Regions from separate parts of the Homo sapiens genome. Here region 1 is linked to region 2. The links are chromatin loops, found by intact Hi-C in ENCODE. Cell type or tissue: GM12878. All regions are shown on one strand.

Evidence for each region. Hi-C counts contacts between places; a loop is a spot of excess contacts. Peaks named below come from ENCODE experiments on the same cell type or tissue, not always from the same donor. Only the 100,000 strongest peaks of a DNase experiment are listed, where the experiment ranks them.
Region 1: a loop joins it to region 2, with 2.9 times the contacts of the local background. A loop is called at or near these places in 2 of 110 quality-filtered maps.

Annotation. Positions count from the first base shown.
Region 1 is chr20:41,314,153-41,322,152 of GRCh38, reverse strand. ZHX3 (zinc fingers and homeoboxes 3) reads left to right here and starts at 4,422. Exons shown (of 4, transcript NM_001384317.1): 1 at 4,422-4,644. RefSeq lists an enhancer at 3,993-4,042 and silencers at 4,153-4,602, 4,613-4,902. In GM12878, no CTCF peak of the experiment used is centred here; a DNase peak (open chromatin) is centred at 4,322; H3K4me3 peaks cover 2,065 bases; H3K27ac peaks cover 847 bases.
Region 2 is chr20:40,986,535-40,994,534 of GRCh38, reverse strand. All of the region lies in intron 1 of LOC100128988 (a long non-coding RNA gene), which reads right to left. Among named protein-coding and RNA genes, the nearest start is that of TOP1, 38 kb to the left of the region's middle. RefSeq lists enhancers at 3,391-3,440, 3,461-3,620, 3,681-3,770. In GM12878, a CTCF peak has its summit at 3,820; DNase peaks (open chromatin) are centred at 2,934, 3,815 and 7,592; H3K4me3 peaks cover 1,203 bases; H3K27ac peaks cover 2,500 bases.

The sequences.
Region 1 (8,000 bases), 330 kb before region 2:
ACATTCCCTCACAACTCCCTCACTGACTCACCCAGAGCAACTTCCAGTCCTGCAAGCTCCATTCATAAGTGCCCTGTACAAGTGTACCATTTTAAAATATTTTATACCCTACTTTTACTGTACCTTTTCTATGTTTAGATATGTTTAGATACACAGATGTATACCACCGTGTTATAACTGCCTACAATATTCAGTACTGTAACATGCTGTACAGGTTTGTAACCGAGGAGCAATAGGTTATACCATATAGCCTCAGTATGGTAGGCTTTACCGTCTAAGTTGTGTAAGTACACTGCATGATGTTTGCACAATGAAGCAATAACCTAATCACACATTTCTCAGAACATATCCCTGTCATTAAGCAATGTGTGACTGTACTTCTACTCACATTTTATTGACCAAAGAAAGTCACATGGCTATTCACAAATCCAAGCTATTGTAAGGAAGTACAATCCTATCATGTGCCTACAGAGGTCTTATGGAGAGCATCCCAGTTTTTGTCCCCTTTTTTGCTGGGAAAAAAACAGCTTTCAGGCCAGGCATGGTGGCTCATGCCTGTAATCCCAGCACTTTGGGAGGCCAAGGCTGGTGGATTGCCTGAGGTCAGGAGTTCGAGACCAGCCTGGCCAACATGGCAAAACCCCATCTCTACTAAAAATACAAAAGTTAGCCAGGCGTGGTGGTGCACGCCTGTAATCCCAGCTACTTGAGATGTTGAGGCAGGAGAATCACTTGAACCTGGGAGGCAGAGGTTGCAGTGAGCCAAGACCATGTCATTGCACTCCAGCCTGGGTGACAGAGCAAGACACAGTCTCAAAACAAAACAACAAAAAAAAAACAACTTTTTTTTTTATTGCCACTTAAAAAAGGCCTCCCTACTATGCAGAAATCAAGAACTCAACAATTGTTTCCTGTGTCACTACCAAATGTTTCCCAGGGGTTTTGCCACTATGTGGAACCAGCAGTTCTGTGAGGGACTTCTTTCAAGATACCGCCTCAGCTAGAAACAATTTCCCTTTTCCTGGTAATTGGCCATTTCTTGATTCACAGAGGTGGCTTCCTGGTGAACTTCATGCCTGTAAGCTGGCATGACTGTTCTGGAGGAGAGTACCTACCACAAGTTGGGTCAGTTAGAGCCTTTTCTACATGATTTTGTGATTAGAATGATTAGGGAGTTTTAGTCTCTGGGTAGTTGGAATTGTATCTCATACTTGGGAGAGGTTGGTAGACACATTTCCCATTGTATTATTAATACCTGGAGGCAGAGAAAACAAGTTTGCTGGAGTCATACTGGCTCCCCTTACTCTGCTTCCAGCCCATCCAAAATCCCAGCTAATTATTTCCCTTGGCCTCTGTGAGATCCATCCCACCCAAAGCCTAAAGATAAAGTCCCCTTTTATTTTCCTTGAATTGGTCTGATGGGTTTCTGGTCCTTGCAGCCAGCAAACTTCAGATAGTTCTTTGCCTCTGGACCCTGGCACAAAAAGTTCACAGGTGTAGCCCATTCCAATAAAACAGAGGTCAGGTGGTAACTATTGCATTAACTATACTAGCAGTTTCCTTACTGCTTGAGAAAGCTCATTAGAATGTGAGTGCAAATGACATTATTATAGGGATTACCTGAAATCTGCTTAATTTTTTTTAAAGGAAAGTAATATGCCTCTGTGTGTAAATATCATTTGTGACATACCCCCCAACACTGGTATTAAATGGCTGTTTCTTCTGCCTGGAATCTCTGTCTCAACAACTCTTTAGATGTGGCCCCAAAGTCACCTTTTCTGGGAAGCCTACCCACACTCTCCTGTATATTGTTAATTATGCTATTCTCTGTGCTTCCCAAAGCAGTTGGCACATCCATCTTTGTTACATATTTTCTCCCAGAAGTTTTTTGTTTGTTTGTTTTTGAGACAGAGTTTCGCTCTTGTTGCCCAGGCTGGAGTGTAATGCTGCAAACTCGCTCACTGCAACCTGTGCTTCCCGGGTTCAAGTGATTCTCCTGCCTCAGCCTCCCAAGTAGCTGGGATTACAGGTGCGCCTCACTATGCCTGGCTAATTTTTGTATTTTGAGTAGAGATGGGGTTTCACCATGTTGGTCAGGCTGGTCTCGAACTCCTGACCTCAGATGATTCATCCACCTAAGCCTCCCAAAGTGCTGGGATTACAGGCGTGAGCCACTGTGCCCGGCCAGAAGTATTTTTTTTACATGACTGTTTCCTCTGAAATACTGTTCCTCAAAGGTCGGGAGAATACCTCATTTTTCTCAGGATCCCACTGTGCCTGGATCAAAATAGATGCTCAGAAAAGTTTGTTGAATAAATGAAGTTGTATTGGAGCAGTATAACCTATATACATTCTCATTCATCCCAGAAATACTTATTGAGTACCTGAACATGTCGACCCATGTTCTAGATGTTGAAGATGGGAAAAACAAAGTTCCCACCTTCAGAGATATTATAGATGATATTCAGGTTAGAAGGGCTAGGCAGAAAAGTAAAGCAGGCTTAGAGGATAGTGATTGGAGTTGGGACTTGATACTTTAGTAGAGTGGTCTGGGAAAGTCTGGGGAGGTGACTTTTGAGTAGAAACTTGGAAAGCACACGCCTTTCTGATATCTGGAGGAAGCAACACCAAGTACAGAGGTTCTGAAGTAGAAGTGAGCCTCCATATTCCAGGAGCAAGAAGGAGGCTAGTGTGCCTGGCATGCAATGAGGAGGCCGAGTGGAAGGAGGTGCAGTTAGAGAGGTGGAGAGTATAAGTGGACGAAGGGCAGACACATAGGATCTTGGAAGCCTTTGGGAAAAAAACCACATTTTGGAAATGAAAAAAATAGGTGGGCATGGTGGCGTGCACCTGTAGTCCTAGCTACCTGGGAGGCTGAGGTGGGAGGATTGCTTGAGTTTGGGAGGTTGAGGCTGCAGTGAGCTGTGATGGGGCCACTGCACTCTAACCTGGGAGACAGAGTGAGACTGTGTCCCACTCTCCACCCCACTGCCCCCATATTTTTTTTTTTTTGGCTTTTACTCTGAGATGGGAAACCTTCTGGGGGCTTTTGAGCTTAGGTTTCAACAGGATCCCTCTGGCTTCTGTGTTGAGAGAAGGCACCATGAGAGCACAGTGGAATCGTGGAGAACAGGCAGGAGGCTACTACAATATTCCAGGAAAGAGGAAAAGGGGTATTTTAAAGGTAGAGCTGACAGGCTTTTCTAATGGGTTGCATGTGGGATATGATAGGGAGAGTGGAGTCCAGGATGACTCCAATGGTTTGTCTGGAGTCATCAGAAGAATGGAGTTGACATGAACTGAGGTAGGGAAGGTTGTGAAAGGAGCAAGCTAAGGTGCCACGTATGGGTGTTTGACTATCGACTTGTTTACTTGGACACATCGCTCACACTTGTGTATATGCTCCCTGGTTTTCAGGATCTGAAGGTTCTAAAGTTACTTGAAGTTAAAGGCAGCCTTACTTATTGAACACCAAGCACTGTGCAGAAATCTTTATATGTGGTGTCATTTAACCCTTTTAATATTTCTACTGATTTACTCATGTTTCATTGCCCTTTTACAGTTGAGAGATTAACACGTCCAAAGTCACTCAGACAATTATTAACCTGCTAGATTAATGCAGATCTGGGATTCCCATCCAGGTGTGTCAAGACCGTAGAGCTCCTGCTGTTTACTAATCACTGGATTCTAAAGGTGGGAGCCACTTTCTGAGCATATTTGCTGCAGACTTGGTTCCATAACTAAAAAGGTGCCTGGATCATGTGACGAGAATTCAGGAAAGAACCCAACCCCATCCCAGGCATTACAGGTTATACAACAGCTATGAAGAAAGGACGGTATTAGTGGACTCGAGGAGGCTGACTGATGTTTGAAAGTTCAAGTACTTGAAGACTCAATGTTAAAACAGTGATCAAGAGTTAGTTTTTTTGTTATTATTCTTAAGAAAACAGAAAATATTAAAAATTGCAGTGAACCCTTGGTTGGATAAAAGACCACTCCTAGTCGACGCTTGTTGGGAAACACTGGAATTGGAGGAGTGGGGGCAGACAGGAGCGAGAGCCCCTGCCAGCCTACACACACATCCTTTTGAAAGTGTAACCTGGTGTGACCTTCTTTAAGTGGTCCTCTGGAAAGAGCAGGATATGGAGTACAAAAGCCAGGAACCTCTGGGACCGCAGCATCCGCCCCCAGCGCCTCCTTCCCCGTCTTCTTCAGCCTCCACACGGTGGGGCGGGGAGGAGGGGGGAGGAGGAGTGCTGGCGCATGCGCCGGGGGCAAGGTCCGCTCCCCGCGACGTCAGGGGGCTCGCACCCGCTCGAAAGCCCCGCCCCGCGGCCGCCAGAGGCGACCTGGGCGGACTGGGGGGCCTGGGCCACGCCCCCAGCCGAGTCGAGCAAGGCCGAGGGGAGCCGTGCAAGGCCGAGCAGAGCCGAGCGCCTCCGAGAGCGGCCGAGCCCAGCCGAGCGGCCCGGAGTCGGTTGGTGCAGCTGCGTCCCCGCCGCTCAGCAGTCCGCGGCTCCGGCGTCGCCGCCGCCGCCGCCTCTGCGGGGCCTGCGCCGGCCGCCCGCCCGGCCGCGGGGAGGGAGGCCCGCAGCGCGGGAAGAGCGGCCCGGTCGCGGGCGCCGCCACCGCCGCCGCTGCCAGGTGAGCGCCCGCCACGGCCAGCCGGCCCCGCGTGCCCCCGCGGCTGTCAGTCCCCGGTGTCTGTATCTCTCTCTGCCTGTCAGACCCTGTGTCTGCGCGAGCTCCTTCCCGCCACGCCTGGCCCGCGGCCGGCCCGCAGTCTCAGTCAGCCCCCTCCCGCCGGCTGCCCCTGGTCTTTCTGTCAGCCGCCAGCACCCCCATGCTGAGAGGCTCCGCCCCTTCCCCCCGGAGCCCCGCCCTCCGCCATCTGTCATCACCCCCCGGGCTCCAGGAGCGGGCGTCCAGGGGTCCTAGGGGTCAGGGTAGCCCCGCGTGCCACCATCGTAGAAGGCGCAAAAGGGGGTGGTAGAGGGGAAGCGGGGGCGTTCGCGCAGGCCCGCCTGACCGTGTGAGAGTGCATGCCCGAGTGTGCGTTCCGCGTGTGCACCCGAGAGCCGCCTGCGTCCACGCCCGAGGGCCCTTGCACTCTGCTGGGATGTGGCAGCCCATGCCCCCGGTGTAAAGAGCGTCAGCTCGACCAGTGAAGGCGGCAGAGCCAGGACTCGAACCACTCGGGGTACAGTAGCACCCTGAATCTTGGGACCCTTGTCTGCCCACGCGAAAACACTACACGTGGGCCCCAGGTCCTCGGATTCCCTGAGTGGCGTGTGAGTGGAGTTTGGAGCTTGTTAAGCCTTCCCAGTTTGGGATTTTCATTCAGGGAAGCCTGTTGGAAGTGATTGAGGAGTGGATGGGATGTAGGACTTAGGTGGGGAGTGTTTGAGGGCTTGAGTCATTTTGAGTTGCATGGTTTACATTTCTGAGCAGTGATTGCCCTGGGCTTGTGCCCTGCGAGAAACTTATGTGACTTGGGGTGGGGGAGTGAGGTAGGAAGGAATGCTCCTTTCTGTTTTTATCTATGTGAACACATAGTATATATTTATCCAGATATCCTAAATGTTTATTCATGAGGCGTCCACACGTCCTTAATTTAAAAAAGGATTACAGTAGTTTCCATTTATACACGTTCTTGTGTGTTGTTATCTCAATGCTCTTTATTTGTGGTAACTTAGTATTGCAATATTTCAAAACTAAGAGAAAATGCATCCTAAAACAATTGGTATTTTGCCGGATAATTCTGAACCACGGAGAAGGAGCCAAAAGCGCACTTCATTAGCTGGAACAACTTATTCGAGCTTAATTTGTTTCTAAGAGACATACAGTGGAAAAATCCAGAAGCGCAAAATAGTATCAAAGACACATAGAAAATGAATGAAAAGGGCCCTTCTGTTGCTGCCTTGGAAAGATGGTATCAAAGTTGCTGTAGAGGACAGAGCCACTATGTAATGATCAACATATTAACCAAGTTGGTTTTGTGACCTTGATACATTGAGCGGGGCTTGATTTGTGCAGTGGTTCATGACAGGCAAACATTGCATGGGAAGTGTGGTAATTTTTGGAAAAAAATGTTCCCCATGTTGTTTTGGTTTTTGGTTTTGAGTTTGTTTTTTTTTTTTTCATATTGAAGTAAGATTTCAGACAAGGGAAGTCTCATGGTGGAGTGCTTTTTTCTTTTTAAAGATAACATTAAAAATTACCAAAGTAATTCATGTTTAAGGCAGAAAACTTGAAAAACAAAGAAAAGCATTGCAAACAAAACAAAACAAAAAAAACCCCATAATCCCACAAACCATAGTAAATCACAATTTGGTATTAAGCCTTTTAGCCTTGTTCCCATGTATACGTGTTTTTTCTTACAAAAATGCTATCATACTACACAACTTTTATTCTATGCTTTTTTTCTTTGACTTATAACTAGATTATGAGAGATACATCTTTGTTTTATGAGTAGGAACTTGTGTTTCTCTTTGCAATCCTTTAAAAAATTCAGATCATGTTAGTCCTCTGCTTAGAGCCCTCCAATAGCTTTTTGTCTTAAAGTAAACTCTGAAGGCCTTGCTGTGGCCTGCCAGGCTAACCCTCTTCCGAACAACCATCCTCACTTCGAGCCTTGCCAGACAGATCTCTTTGCTGTTTCTTAAAAACATCAAGCTTACACTTGTAATCACAGCACTTTGGGAGGCCGAGGCGGGCGGATCACGAGGTCAGGAGTTCGAGACCAGCCCGGCCAGCATGGTGACACCCCGTCTCTACTAAAAAAAAAAAAAAAAAAAAAAAAAAAAGCCAGGCCTGGTGGTGCGTGCCTGTAATCCCAGCTACTCAGGAGGCTGAGGCAGGAGAATTGCTTGAACCCGGGATGCGGAGGTTGCATTGAGCCAAGATCACACCACCGCACTCCAGCCTGGGAGACAGAGCGAGACTCTGTCTCAAAAAAGTCAAGCATACTCCAGCCTCAGTGCCTTTGCATTTGCTGTTCCCTCCGCCTAGAACTCTGGTCCCTGGATATTAACATAGTTGACTCCCTTACTTCAGGTCTCTGCTCAAAAGTTAGGTTGTCTGGCTTTGCTTGACTGCATTATCAAATACACCCCATTTCCCTGTTGTTCTTATCCTGCCTTGCTTACCACCACTTGGTAATACATATTTATTTGTTGGTGTATTGTCTCTCTCCCTCATTAACCCTGAAGTGTGAGACTTTTTTTTCACCGATATATCCTCAGGGCTCAGAAACTGCACCTGGCCCATTGTGGGTACTTAATATTTGTTGAATGAATGAAGGAAAGAATGAATGCTCATTATCCATCTATTCATATGACCTTGCTGGTAGCCTTCTAGGCTTCTAGGTAGCTGTGTCATGAGTTAAAATGACAATCTCTTAAAGGTCAGGATATTTCTTTCTCATCTATATCTGAGAAGAATTTTACAAAGTGAGGCTGTGGTCTTAAAAAGAATTACGGTCTTGATTTAACTTGAACAATTGAGGGAAGGAACATTTTTGGCAAATGTTGTTGGCTTTCCTTCTTATGCGTTATCCCTGTGTCACACTGGATATTTTTGAAAAGTATAAAGTTTCCCAGTTATGTTTACAGCTGTGATTTCAATTTGGTAGTTGATAGTGATAGTGTAAGCCTCAAGAGCATAGTGGGGTTTTTGTGTCAACAGATACCCAGAGATATAATTATAGCTTTAATGTGTTTTCATTTGGGGAATAGCTGTTACATATTTACTTATTTTTCTGGCAATTCTGTCCTTTTCCTCTCCCTGCTTATCAGTTTTTGGATGGCCTAGCAGGTATACTTAATTTTTTTTTAACATTTTAAAATAAATCCTTGACCTTTTGCAATTTTACATCTCTCCTGTGACTCTTGAACTGTTTGAAAGTACCAGTTTCATCTTTCAGGATGAAACATCTGTAGTAAAATGTATAATTGCATTTTAATTTATGAGGATGGGAAAATTGTATCTTGGGGTAGAAT
Region 2 (8,000 bases):
ACATAAATGCTAGCAGCCATACACTTTTCTTCTTTTACTTAACTATATATATATAATATATGTATATACATTTTATATTTTATTTATTATTTATTTATTGAGACAGGGTCTTGCCCTGTTGCGCAGACGGGTGTGCAGTGTTGTGAACATGGCTCACTGCAGCCTCAATCCCCTGGGCTCAAGCAATCTGGCCACCTCAACCGTTTGAACAGCTGGGGCCACAGGCGTGCACTACCACGCCTGGCTAATTTTCCTTCAATTTTTTTTTTTTTGCAGAGACAAGGTTTCACTAGGTTGGCCAGGTTGGTTTTGAACCCCTGGGTTCAAGTGATCCTCCTGTCTCAGGCTTCTGAAGTGCTGGGATTATAGGCATGAGCCACCATGCCCAGCCTAGCAATATATTCTGAAGATCACTCTACTACAGTATACAAAGATAGCTCTCATTCCATTTTATGGCTTCATAGTATTCCACTGTGTAAATATATCATAATTTATTCACATAATCCCCTGTTGATGGATGTTTGGGTAGTTTCTAGCCCCTTGTTATTACAATGAGTGCTGTAACAAAGAGGCTTGTGTCAGACATTTGCCAGAGTATTTTTGGGATTGACTCATGGAAGTTGTATTGCTAAGTAAATGCATCTGTAATACTGGCTTTTGAGATCCTAGCCCAAGAATGCTTTCTTTTTTATTAGTTATTTTTTAAATAGCAAAATCTATCAAAACTCTTTTCACTGTAAATTGACAATTTATAGCTGTATAAATTTGTGAGGTACAAAGTGATGTTATAATGTATGAATACAATGTGGAAGAATTAAGTCAAGCTAGTTAACACATCCACAGCCTCAATAAGAATACTATCTGTGTGAGCTTTTTTCACACTACCTCTCTGTGCCTCAGTTTCTGATCTGCAAAATGGGGATAATAACAGTATTTACCTCAGGGAGTTGTTGGGAAGACTATATGGGCTAGTTGTTTTAAAGTGTTTAGAATAGACTGGGCATGGTGGCTCATGCCTGTAATCCCAGCACTTTGGGAGGCCAAGGTGGGCGGATCACTTGATGTCAGGAGTTCGAGACCAGCCTGGCCAACATAGTGAGACCCCTGTCTCTATTAAAAATGTAAAAATTAGGGCCAGGCATGGTGGCGCATGCCTGTAATCCCAGCACTTTGGGAGGCTGAGGTAGGCAGATTGTCTGAGCTTGGGAGTTCAAGACCACCTTGGGCAACAGGGTGAAACCTTGTCTCTGCTAAAAAAAATACAAAAAATTAGCTGGACATGGTGGCGGGCACCTGTAGTCCTAGCTACTTGGGAGGCTGAGGCAGGAGAATTGCTTGAACCCAGAAGGCGGAGGTTGCAGTGAGCCAAGATCACACCACCGCACTCCAGCCTGGGCGACAGAGGGAGACCCTGTCTCCAAAAAAAAAAGAAAAAAAAAAGAAAAGAAAAATTAGCCAGGCATAGTGGTGGGTGCCTATAATCCCAGCTACTTGGAAGGCTGAGGCAGGAGAATCACTTGAAGCCAGGAGGTGGAGGTTGCAGTGAGCTGAGATGGTGCCACTGCTCTCCAGCCTGTGCAACAGAGTGAGACTCCATCTCAGTAAATAAATAAATAAATAAATAAATAAATAAATAAATAAAGTGCTTAGAATTTTCCTGGTACATGGAAAATGTTCAATAAATGTTAGCTGCTTTTATTTTTATTAGCAAAGGGATAGAAAGTATGGGAATATGTGGACAGGTGGAACAGTAGAGTTAGATGCTGCTATAAGTTTTTAAGAAGGGATTCTGGAGCTCTTCCTACTGCCCCTGCAGGAAAGGGAAGAATCGAAGAACCCAGAAATGAAGTTTGAAGATTAAATGAATAGGACAAGGACTGATAGTTTAATCCTAGCATAGACAGTGGGCCCTAAGGCTCCAAATGCCCCTCTTCCCAATGCTTGAGTGCTGGCTACACACTCTGACCTGTCTAGAGACTTAGATGCACTCTGGAGGAAGAGAGGGAGGAAGCAGTCACTTGACCACATTTAACCTGAACTTATTTACAGTAAATCTCTGCCATTAGGTTGGATGGGCACTTGGGATAGAAATGAAATTCAGTTATACAAAAATAAGTTACTTTATATATTCATTTTACATGAGCTTATGGCCTATGAAATTCAACTCGTTACAATATAATTATTGACTGATAGCCTGAGGCACAAGAGGAGGGTGTGAAAGAATGGAAGGAGTGGGAGGGAATAAAAGAAATATTGGAAGGCAGCTCTTTGTTCACCTTACACATGGGGCTAGAGCTCTGATGTCCAATATGGTAGCCACTAGCTACATGAGTCCGATGACTACCAAATTGGAAAACCTAGCTATAGAAATTTTCAGCATTGCACTGTTCTATTGGACAGTGCTGGGAATGTTGATTGGCCGTGCATAGTGGGTGGCAGAGTGTAAACCCTGGTGCTGGAGGTCCATCCTGATATCCTCATTTTTGGTTCCCAATAAATGGGCTCAAACTGGTCCTCTGAAGGTCCTGGACAGCTGCTCACATCCACACGGCCATCCAAGTCTGTGTCTCAGGCTTCTGCTCCTTCCTCCTTCCTCTAGGGAGTAGCTGCCTGCAGCTCTAGCTCTTTATCCCCTTTCTTACAACCTGCTCCTCCAAAGTCATGCCCAGACTCATGTCCTGGGTCTCCTTCCCAGGCTCTCAGGAGGCTTCAGTCAAGCTGGTCTATTCGTTCTCTGTCATCTGCCTAGACTGAATTAAGGTAGCTGGCAGGCTCCCTGTAGTTGGAGGCAGACAGGGCACCCCCAGTTAGTTCCTCCTTACTCTCTGCTGGCTCATATTTCCTGTTTTTAATAGCTAGGTCCCTGGGCCTATCAAGGGGTGATACAAGGCCTGTCTCTTCCCTCCCCCACCATGCTTACTTTGAAAAGGGGGAAGTGGAACTGCTCAGTGTTCATGAGCTGGGCTAATAGCACCTTCTGTCATGCAGCCCTCCCAGCCCTGAAACCTCCAGCTCTCAGTCCTACTCAGGTTCCCACACCCACCCCACAAAAAGCCTTGTCTGAGGCTTCCTCCAGAATTGCAAGGTCTGGGGAGCTGGGTGCCACAGACCCAGAGGAAGTTTCCCTGCTCTGTTCTGTTTGTTTCTGTAGAGATGATGTGAACACCTCACTGCTATCCAAGTTTCATTCAATGAATATTTGTTGGTCATCTGGGCCTGACCCTGAGATCACCAGGGTCTACAAGGCAGATGAAAGCCCTGCTCCTTAGACATCTGCCCTAGTCGGGGAGACAGACAACAAAGAAGAAAAATGGGATCCTGGTTGAGGAGTTGGTGGGGGGCAGATTCTAATATTGGAGGTTCTTTTGGGTTGGAGGGAGCTGGGCGTGCTAGGCAGGGACAAGATGGAAAGGAGAAAGGAGGTGTATGCCTGACTGTGAGCTCCATTAAGCCAGGGACTGTGCCCTATTTGCCTTCCATTGATTCCTCAGTGATTCCTTCCATTGATTCCATTGATTCCTCCTCAGAGCGGGAGCTCATGAAGCACTGAATGAATGACCGACCAGTGCTGCTGAGATAGGCGCAAAGCTGGGGGCTTCTGAGCTGGACTTGCCTCTGTGGTCCCCATGGCTGCCCTTGTTGCATGGGGCCTGGACCCCAGCCCCAGCCCAGCCAGCTTTGCTGCCACTTGGATTCATTCTCTGCAGTTTCCAAGTCTTTCCCTGAGCTATGGCCTCCAACCTATCCCAGCTCAGGGCCGGTACGTGTCTAGGCAGCTCTATCCAGCTCTTTCCTCACTTGGCAATTTGTGAAGTGGAGACATCAAGTGGTCAGATCCTGGAACGGCAGCAGTCGAGCTGTGGACACAGAGCAAAGGCTCCCGAGCCCTCCTGCCAGGCAGAGCCCTGATGCAGCGATGATTAGTACTGGATCCACACAGAACCTTATCCTGGCTGAGCCCAGATTCCAGCCATAGAACGAACTCTAATCCTGGTCACAGACTGAGACCTCCAACTCCTAATTAGGGGTCTAAGAGGGGTACTCCTAAACAATTCCCCTAATTTTACATTTGTACTGTAATGAACTGATACAACTTTAAAAACTTTTTTTTGGAAGGTTCACATATATTCAGAATTTTCCATTCTAAACATATCCATGCAACCAATGCTCATTGCTGGCAATCCCAGACACCTTCATCTTCATACTTCCTTCTACTCGCTACCTCCCCAAGGGTAACAACTTCTATATATTTGAAATCATACTGTATATTCTTTTCTTTTTTTTGAGACAGGGTCTCATTCTGTCACCTAGGCTGGAGTGCAGTGGTATGATCTTGGCTCACTGCAACCTCTGCCTCCCAGGTTCAAGTGATTCTCGTGCCTGAGTAGCTGGGACTACATGTGTGCGCCACCACGCCCAGCTAATTTTTTGTATTTTTAGTGGAGACAGGGTTTCCATCATGTTGGCCACGCTGTGTATATTCTTTTCGGTGTCTGGCTTCTTCTGCCCAATGTCATGTTGGTGAAATTCATCCACATTGATATGCGTCCTTGTTGATTGGTTATACTTGGTGTGCACAGTCAGCCCCCCGTATCCATGGATTCTGCATCCATGGATTCAACCAGCCACAGATTAAAAACATTTTTAAAAAAGTTGCATCTATACTGAACATGTAGACTTTTTTCTTGTCATTCTTTTTTTTTTTTTTGAGACGGAGTCTTACTCTTTCACCCAGGCTAGAGTGCAGTAGTGCAATCTTGGGTCACTGCAACATCCACCTCCCAGGTTTGGGTGATTCTTCTGCCTCAGCCTCCCAGTGAGCTGGGATTACAGGCATCTGCCACCATGCCTGGCTAATTTTTGTATTTTTAGTATAGACAGGGTTTCACCATGTTGGCCAGGCTGGTCTTGAACTCCTGACCTCAGGTGACCTGCCTGCCTTGGCCTCCCAAAGTTGCTGGGATTACAGGCATAATCCACCACCCCCAGCCCTTGTCATTCTTTTCTTTTCTTTCTTTCTTTCTTCTTTTTTTTTTTTTTTTTTTGAGACAGAGTCCTGTTCTGTCACCCAGGCTGGAGTGCAGTGGTGCATCTCGGCTCACTGCAAGCTCTGCCTCCCGGGTTCGCCATTCTCCTGCCTCAGCCTCCCGAGTAGCTGGGATTACAGGAGCCCGCCACCACGCCCAGCTAATTTTTTCTATTTTTAGTAGAGACAGGGTTTCACTGTGTTAGCCAGGATGGTCTCGATCTCCTGACCTCGTGATCCGTCCGCCTCGGCCTCCGAAAGTGCTGGCATGAGCCACTGCACCCGGCATGAGCCACTGCACCCGGCCCATTATTTTCTTAAAACACAGTATAACAACTATTTACATAGCATTTACATTGTATTAGGTATTATAAGCAATCTAGAGATGATTTAAAGTTTATGGGAGGATGTGCATAGGTTATATTCAAATACAACACCATTTTATGTAAAAAACTTGAGAATTCCTGAATTTTTGTATCTGTGGGAGTCCCGGAATCAATCCCCCATGGATATTGAGGGATAGCTGTATTTTACTGTGTGAATTTATACTGCAACTTAGTTATCTATTCTATTGTCAATGAGCATTTGGGTACTTCCATTTGAAGGTTATTGTAAGTAGTGCTGCCATGGATTTTGTAGCATATGTCATTTGGTGAACAGAGCTTAGGCATCTCTGTACCTAGAAGTGGAATTGCTGGGTTATGGGTTTTGTATTGATTTAGCTTCATTAGTTGCTAATAAATAGTTTTCCGAAGTAGTTATACCGATTTACATGCCCCACTCAGGGTATGCCAATTCCAGTTGTTCCATACCATTACAGTATTCATTCTAGACTTTTTGTCTTTTCTACTGTAGACTTTCTGGATGATGTGTACTGATGATATCACTCTTGGATGGGCCTGCAATGCAGATGAGCTTATGTGCAGATGTATTGATTTTATTATTAATAAATGGAAGGGATTTTAATGGAACTGGCCCTGCTATCTTATAATTGACACTGAAAAGGGATCCAGCTCAACATTTCTAAAACCCAAATAAAAGATTTTAGTCATTTAAGCAAAAATTTGTAAATCTCTCAAATTCATAAACTCATAAGGGACTCCTTCTATCACTTAACTGCTTATTCTTAGTAACTCTTTTTTTTTTTTTTTTTTTTTGTTGGAGACAGGGTCTCACTCTGTCGCCTAGGCTGGAGCTCAATGGCAGTCTCAGCTCACTGCAGCCTCTGCCTCATGGGCTCAAGTGATTCTCCATCCTCAGCCTCCCGAGTAGCTGGGATTACAGGCATATGCCACCACGCCTGGCTGATTTTTGTATTTTTAGTAGAGATGGGGTTTCACTATGTTGGCCAGGCTGGTCTTGAACTCCTGACCTCAAGCGATCCACCCACCTTAGCCTTCCCAAGTGCTGAGATTTCAGGCATGAGCCACTGTGCCCAGCCAAAAACTCTTATCTGATCAGACATTTTGTTGCACTTAAGCTTGGAAGATTCAATAGGAAGTAATTTTTTTGCTAAATTGGGATTTAGCATTATTTGTTTTATATCTATGTGTATATATATATATATATATATATATATACATGAGTAATATACAAGAGTATACTAGTGTACTACTCTTGTAGCATATGTCCATTGGTGAACATAGGTAGGCATTTCTGTGCCTAGAAGTGTGTATATACCTACACATACATTTATATTATATTCACACACACACACACACACACACACACACACAGAGTATTAATTGAAGAGAGTTATAAGACACAGCTTTAGGAAACTAGTTGCTGAATTTTGTCTTGATCTTGCTGAGCACAGTGTTTGTTTATTTGGCCCAAAGAAGCAATGGCCCAGGGACCATTTTGGGGAGCTGCCTTCTAGATCTGCAGAAAGTATAAAATGGTTCCAAGCAAAGAAACACTGGAGTTCCCGGGGTTCCAGATCCACCTTCCACATCAGAGTCCCAATTCCCACTTTACCTGACTTGTTGGCACTGTGTCTGGGCTCCGAGGCATGGAGACCATGCAGGATGGATGAGGCAGAAATGACCAGGAGACTCTCCAGCTGCCAGTGTGCAGAAGCCTCCACAACTGGCAACCAATCAAGTATCATACTTGTAAAACAATTCTTTTTTTTTCTGAGACAGAGTTTCACCCTTGTTGCCGAGGCTGGAGTGCAGTGGTCTGATCTCGGCTCACTGCAACCTCCACCTTCCGATTTCAAGCAATTCTCCTGCCTCAGCCTCACAAGTAGCTGGGATTACAGGCGCCTGCCACCATGCCTGGCTAATTTTTGTATTTTTAGTAGAGACGGGGTTTCACCATGTTGGCCAGGCTGGTTTCGAACTCTTGACCTTGTAATCCACCTGCCTCAGCCTCCTGAAGTGCTGGGATTACAGGTGTGAGCCACCGCACCTGGCCAAAACAATTATTTTAGCTAAAAGTCATACATTTTCTCTTATTTAAATGACAGGCTGATTTTTGTCTCTGCTTACAGGAAACACATACCTTGGAAGTGGTCAACCTTCATAGTCTGAAGGAGGAAGTGGTCAAATACCAAGATCAGAACCTGGTCTATTAATCACTAGGCAGGAGTGTGTAGAGGAAGACAGACTGGGGAATGGAGACCCTGCTAGGGACCACATCAAACCCAGGTTACAATCAAACATTGGTACCTGAAAGCTGTTCTGTCTCCACCTGGAGACTTTTCACTTCTTTGCTCTGGACAGGCTTGGCTGATCCCAGCATTTAACAACATTTAACTGCATTTAACTCTCAAAGGCAATCTTGTCACCCTCATTTCTATTTCATCTCAAGGACTAACAATTTCAAGAGTAAAAAGTAAAAAATAGGGGGATGAAGAAACAGGGACAAAGGGGAAATGGGAGAAGAAAGCTAAGAGCAATCAAGGGAGAGGTTAGTGCAAGCAATGCAGTTTATAGACTCCTAGGTAGTTGGAAACCATGGGCCACAAATC